Linked DNA regions of Homo sapiens: region 1 is linked to region 2. Evidence: chromatin contacts called from ENCODE Hi-C or POLR2A ChIA-PET data. All regions are on one chromosome and are shown on one strand. The core of a region is the stretch at or near the end of the contact, and the rest is flanking DNA. Distances in the headings are between cores, read along the strand shown. Region 1 overlaps LINC01768 (long intergenic non-protein coding RNA 1768). Region 2 has its middle 12 kb from the start of GSTM4.

Region 1 (3,010 bases), core at 205-2,704, 220 kb before region 2:
GCAATCCCATCATCCCTATCCTACCTCCCACCCTTAGAACCACTCACTGGCTTTCTAGCACCTCCAGGATAAAGAAAAACAGTTTTAACAGCCTACCAGACCCTGCTGAGTCTGGGCATCACCTGTTTCTCTAGCTTCATCAAGCTCCATCTTACTCTCTTTACTCTACCCATAATGGCCTTCCTTTAGTCCCAATCACCAAATTTTCCTGTGCCACAGGGCTTTTGCATGTGCAAGTCTCTTCCTGGAAAGCTCCTTCTCTTCCCCCTGTCTGTACCCCAACCCTTTTTAAAATCAATAGGCTATTTTTTTTTTTACAGTAGTTTCAGGTTTATAGCAAAATTGAGTGGAAAGCACAAAGAGTTCCCATATACCCTGTCCCACCCCCACCCCCATCCCCATACACACACAGCCTCCTCCACCCTCAATATCCCGAAATAGTGTGGGACATTTGCTACAACTGATGAACCAACGTAGATGCATCATTATCACCCAAAGGCCATAGCTTACATTATGATTCATTCTTTGTGTTGTACATTCAATGGGTTTACACAAATGTATAATGATAGATACCCACCCTTACTGTTTCACTACCCTAAAAATCCCTTGATCTTTAATTTCCTAGTGACTATGATGTTGGGCACCTGCTCATATGCTTACTTGCCATCTATCTACTTTGGTGAGGTGCCTGTTCAGATCTTTTGCTCATTTCTAAATTGAGTTGTTTCCTTCCTTTTTGACCTCAGTCAATCCTTCCCACTCATCTTTTAGATCTCAGTGATCCCTTTCTTGCATCTTTAACTAGATTTAAGAAAGAAAAAAGGCTCCTTATAAACTCTTCGCTATGTGCCTCTTCACAGTTATTGAGCTGTAATTTTATATTTATTTATGTAATTATTTGAACAGTGCCCCTTTCTTTGAGTTTGTAAGAGCAAGCACCATATCTGCTTTTGTTCCCTGGTATATCAGTAGTTCCTAGTGCTGTACCCAACATGTAGTAGGGGCTCCACAAACAGACCAAGGAATAATTAATAACCTCATTGAGAAGGAAGGCGAACTGGGCCCAGAGCAGTCATCTAAAGAACCACCTCAAATACACGGTGAGTTCAGAATTTCAAAGAGCAGGTATAGCAGTGGGAAGGGGCAGAGGGCCGAAAACAAATGCCCAAAGCAGCACCAGCCCACAAGACTGGGGTCAGGAATACTAACACGTAAAATGAGCTGAGGCTTAAACAAATGACAGAAACCAGAAACCCTGTTTTAGAAAAGTATCTGAAGCAAGAAAAACAATGGGGAAGATCCAGGCCCCACACTTAGTGGAGGGGACAAATTTTTTCATGCATAATGTTTTTCTCCCTCAAGAAGAGTAATTCTCAAACCGGAAAGTGTAAAGGCAAATTCCAGAAGAACGTGGAGCGCAGCCATGAGGAGGTGGTGGAAGCATCTGGCCACATTCGAGTTCTGGTTTTAGAGGAATCTCCTCGGAACTCGGGGATGTGATTGCAGAACTACTGTCCGTGATTTCTGAGAAATTTGGGAAAGGAGCCAACAGCCAGGGAAGTGTGAAATGTTTGTCAGTTTTCAAAACGGAGGAATGTCTAAATGGGGTAAATTTAACGACCTCTGACTTCCAAACAACATTAATTCATGGTACAAGTGTGAACTAGATTTGTAATGGAGTGCCTAGAAAGTGGAATTTTACATCTTTCTGCCTCAATGAACTGCCACTTAAAAGTTGCCAGCTAGCAAGAGGAGGCAGCCAATCTTCTTAGAGGAAGTCTTTGTTCTTAGAACAATCGTGTGAATGGTCTCCTTCAGTTACGTAAATGTGGGCAGCTAGGCACCCATCATCCTGAGAAGAGGATATAACTGGACATTTTTTCCCTACTGTGTGGCTTGACAAAGGCTGTTCTCTATATTTCTTGGTATGAAGAGCTGGTTGCTGAAGCATTTGGACAAATGTATACAGGAGCACAAGGAGCCTTCTGGGAGAAGACGGATCTGAACCACTCCCTTCTTATTTGAGGCAAAAGGTAACTCTGATGGGCTGAAATGATCGTACCTGAATCCATGGATGGGTTCCACCTGAAATGACCAAGAACCACCGCTCACACCCACTGCACCCACCCAAGTGGAAGAGGAGGTGTGAAACGATGGCTTGATTGTCCTCTGGCATGGTGCATGGCTGAGGCTGACACACCCAGAAAGCCCAGCTGCTTCACCAGAGGGGTGTCTGTGTGTAGCAGCCCACATGTGGTACACTCTTGTCTAAGCATGACACTGCAGGAGGACTCAATGCAGCTCGCGTCAGGAGCTGGACTATTTGTGTGATAGGACTTTGGCAGGACTGGTTTACAAGATACTGGTCACAGAGACCCCTGCTGATAAAATAGGATGTGGTAAAGAAGCCAGCCAAAACCAAGATGGCAACAAAAGTGACCTCTGATGGTCCTCACTGCTCATTATACACTAATTATAATACATTAGCATGCCACAAGACACTCCCATCAGCACCACAACAGTTTACAAATACCATGGCAACCACTGCACTACCGTATATGGTCTAAAAAGAGGAGGAACCTTTGGTTCCGGGAAATCTCCACCCCTTTCCTAGAAAACTCATAAATAATCCACCCCATATTTAGCATGTAATCAAGAAATAACCATAAGTATAGCCAGCCAGCAGCCCATGAGGGCTGCTCTGCCTGTGGAGTAGCCCCCCTTTTATTCTTTTACTTTCTTAATAAACTTGCTTTCACTTTGCTTGCTTGCTCTTGAATTCCCTCTTGTGCAAAGCCAAGAACTCACATGGCCTCCCAGGCTGAACCTTAATTTTGGGGTTCACCCTGTGACATTAGCAGCAGTGCATCAGGAGCTGGGGTGGGAGTGGGGGAATTCTAGTTTCAACAGTGATAGAGATGGCAGCATCAGAGAGAGCCTGGGTTCCTTCAGCCAAACACTGCATAAACTACAACAATGCACAGGCAGCAGGGAGAGAGAGGGTTTTGCT
Region 2 (3,295 bases), core at 542-3,041:
GCTAATAATCCCAGCCAATACTTACTGAGTGTCTATGACTTGTCTACTATATATACCTCCTCACCAAATTCTCAAAACATCTCTTTGAATTATTTCTTTCTTCCCTCATTTTATGGATGAGAAAACTGAGGCTCAGGAAAATTAAGTAACTTGCCCAAGGACACACAGCTAGCAAGTCACCAAGTTGTATCTGACCAGTCCAGTCAACCCCAAGACCTGGGTCTACCCAGGACACCACACTGCCTACAAAACGCTGCAGGGTGAAACCACAGGATCCAAAGAGCCAACAACAATCCAAGACTTTCCAGACACCGTGGGGGCTGATAGTAGACAAACTTGGCCCTAGGCCAAGAGGCCCTCACGTGCCAAGCACTGTAGGCATTTCTTAGAATTCTTTGTGTCTTTTGTTTTCATTATCAGCAAGAAATGCTACTTCACAAGGCTGGAATATTTCGTGTAATGTGATCCTATAAACACACGCTAAGCGGGGAGTAAACAAGGCAGCAGACATGCCGGAGAGAGACCTGAGCCCGAATGCGTGGGAAAGCTTCAGAGCAGTGCACCGGGGAACACAAACATCATTGGCTGCAAAAAAGGTCCCTGTAATGACCTTTGTCATTTGGGGTTTACTGTTGCTGTTTCCCTAAATACAAAGAAAGTGCACAAAGAGGCCAGGCGCAGTGGCTCACGCCTGTAATTCCAGCACTTTGGGAGGCCGAGGCGGGTGGATCACGAGGTCAGGAGATCGAGACCATCCTGGCTAACACGGTGAAACCCCGTCTCTAAAAATACAAAAAATTAGCTGGGCGTGGTGGCGGGCGCCTGTAGTCCCAGCTACTCGGGAGGCTGAGGCAGGAGAATGGCGTGAACCCGGGAGGCGGAGCTTGCAGTGATCCGAGGTGGCGCCACTGCACTCCAGCCTGGGCGACAGAGCGAGACTCCGTCTCAAAAAAAAAAAAAAAGACAAAGAAAAAGCAAAGAAAAGAAAGCAAGTGCACAAAGAGAGAATGAGGTCAAGTGGGGGAGGCAATGAGTTCAATCTGGCAGGAATGCACAGCAGGTTATAAAGATGGCCCCAGAACACGGGAGCTGGGCCATGGATGCATGCAGGGGTTTGACCTGGGGTTGGGGGGACAAGCAGGAATCTCCAGGTAGCAATCTTGGTGGTGGTGGGGTTCTGGCAGCTCTGCCTGTGGTGCAGCATCAGGGGTTAAGGACGTCCTCCAGAGGAGCGGCGAGGGAAACTAGGGGTGTCAGTAGACGATCTGGGATTCCAGGCCGCCTCCAGCCTGGCTGAGAACTGCCGGATCAAACAGAAAGCAGAGGTGATGCTTTCTCATTCAGACGGGGCTGGGTGGGAAGGAAAGGCTGTGGCTTTATGGCACACACAAAGTGTGTGGGGTCAGGACATACCGCAGATCCCCAGCTCCCTGAACCCTCCGCCTGCCTCTCCCGCGCTGGCCCAGCCCCGCAGGCAGAGGCACGAGCCATTGATGCAGTATTTGAAGGTGGCTGAACCCAAGCAGGAGGTGCAGCCTCTACCCGAGAGGGGGTGCAGGCAGAAGAGTGGGAGAGAAGCCTGGAGGTCTCCTGTGGCCAACGGGCCCCATGCCTGCCCCTCAGCAGCATGGGATGACTGGCGAACCCCAGCCGACCCCACATTTACTAGACTCCACGGCTACCGGTAGGGTTACAAGTTTAAGTGACTCTGAGGCCTAAACCTCCGCCCGATTTCTGGGGAGAGTCCAGCAGCGCGCCCTGGTGGCCAACCGTGCACCTCCCAGGTAGGGAAAGGCCCGCGGGGTCCCTCCTGCCTGCGGGATCCTCAGGCCAGTCCCGCGGGCGCTGCTCTGCTCTCAGCGCTACCCACCTGCAAGGGGCACGGCTCTGACCACAGTAGAGGGACAGCCCGTTAGGCGCCACCTCGCAGCTACAGCTCTTTGGGCTTTTCGGTTCTTTGAGCAGGAACTTAAGCCACATTCCCCAGGGACCAAGAAAGAGTTTTGGAGCACCCTTGGTGCAACCCCAGAAAGTAGCATTCGGAGAACATTGGCCACCCTTTATTCAATAGCTGAATGGTGGCTACTTTGCGCCTATTATTTTATTTCTTACCACCTCTCCATGAAATAAGTAGTGTTATTAGCCTCTTTTTACTATTAAGAACACTGAGGTTGGTTTTTTTCTTTTTTTTACATTGAAGTGAAATTCACATAATATAAAATGAACAATTTTAGAGTGAACAATTCCGTGGCAATTAGTACATTCACAATGTTGGGCAGCCACCACCTCTATCCAGTTTCAAAATATTTTTATCACCCCCAAAAGACACCCATACCCATTAAGCAGTTGCTTCCCATCACCCCACTTCCCCAGCCTCTGGAAACCACCAATCTGTATATGTCTCTACAGATTTACTTATTCTGGGTATTTCACATAAATACAGTCATACAGCACGTGATCTTTGTGTCTTGTCTGGCTTGTATTGCTCAGCATAATGTTTTCCAGGTTCATCCACTGAATGGAAGAATCAGTACTTTATCCCTTTTATGGCTGAATGATATTTCATTATATGGATATAACACATGTTGTTTATCCATTTATTTGTTGATGCACATTTGGACTATTTTCACCTTTCGGCTATTGTGAACATTACTGCTGTACACATGAGTGTGTGTGTGTGTGTGTGTGTGTGTGTGTATAATTTTTATTTATTTATTTTTTGAGACAGAGTCTCACTCTGTCACCCAGGCTGGAGTGCAGTGGCACAATCTCGGCTCACTGCAACCTCCGCCTCAGGGGTTCAAGCGATTCTCCTGCCTCAGCCTCCTAAGTAGCTGGGATTACAGGCATGTAATCCGGCTAATTTTGTATTGTTTTAGTAGAGACAGGGTTTCACCATGTTGGTCAGGCTGGTCTCGAACTCCTGACCTCAGGTGATCCACCTGCCTCGGCCTCCCAAAGTGCTGGGATTACAGGCATGAGCCACCATGCCCAGAGAGTGTACATATATTTTTGAAGTGCCAGTTTTCACTTCTTTGGGGAATATACCTGGGAGGGGAATTGCTGGGTCATGTGGTAATTGTATTCTAACATTTTGGGGAACCATCAAACTGTTTTTCATAGTGGCTGCACAACTGTACATTTCCACGTGCAATTATGAGGGTTCCAATTTCCCCACATCCTTGCAACACTGATTTTCCATTCTTGTCTTATTGTAGTCATCCTAGTGGGTGTAAAGTTGCGCTGAGGCTTATGTGGATAGGGTGGGTGAGACTGAGAAACCCAAGGCCTACAG

What was found. Hi-C counts contacts between places; a loop is a spot of excess contacts on that map. ChIA-PET counts read pairs that join two places held with the same protein, here RNA polymerase II (POLR2A). Pooled maps may share reads with other maps.
Region 1: a pooled map of ovary shows a loop between it and region 2 (2.5-fold over the local background). The contact joins two enhancer-like sites. A Hi-C loop is called at or near these places in 1 of 50 pooled maps. POLR2A ChIA-PET finds 5 or more read pairs at or near these places in 2 of 52 experiments (OCI-LY7 and activated T-cell).

Annotation. Positions count from the first base shown.
Region 1 is chr1:109,863,933-109,866,942 of GRCh38, reverse strand. All of the region lies in intron 4 of LINC01768 (long intergenic non-protein coding RNA 1768), which reads right to left. Among named protein-coding and RNA genes, the nearest start is that of LINC01768, 37 kb to the right of the region's middle. RefSeq lists an enhancer at 1,525-2,070. Within about 2 kb of position 1,454, at least 6 of the 41 ENCODE cell types and tissues checked have a DNase peak (open chromatin) inside an H3K27ac peak, as active enhancers do.
Region 2 is chr1:109,641,972-109,645,266 of GRCh38, reverse strand. No RefSeq gene overlaps it. Among named protein-coding and RNA genes, the nearest start is that of GSTM4, 12 kb to the left of the region's middle. RefSeq lists enhancers at 338-1,211, 1,586-1,880. Within about 2 kb of position 1,791, at least 4 of the 41 ENCODE cell types and tissues checked have a DNase peak (open chromatin) inside an H3K27ac peak, as active enhancers do.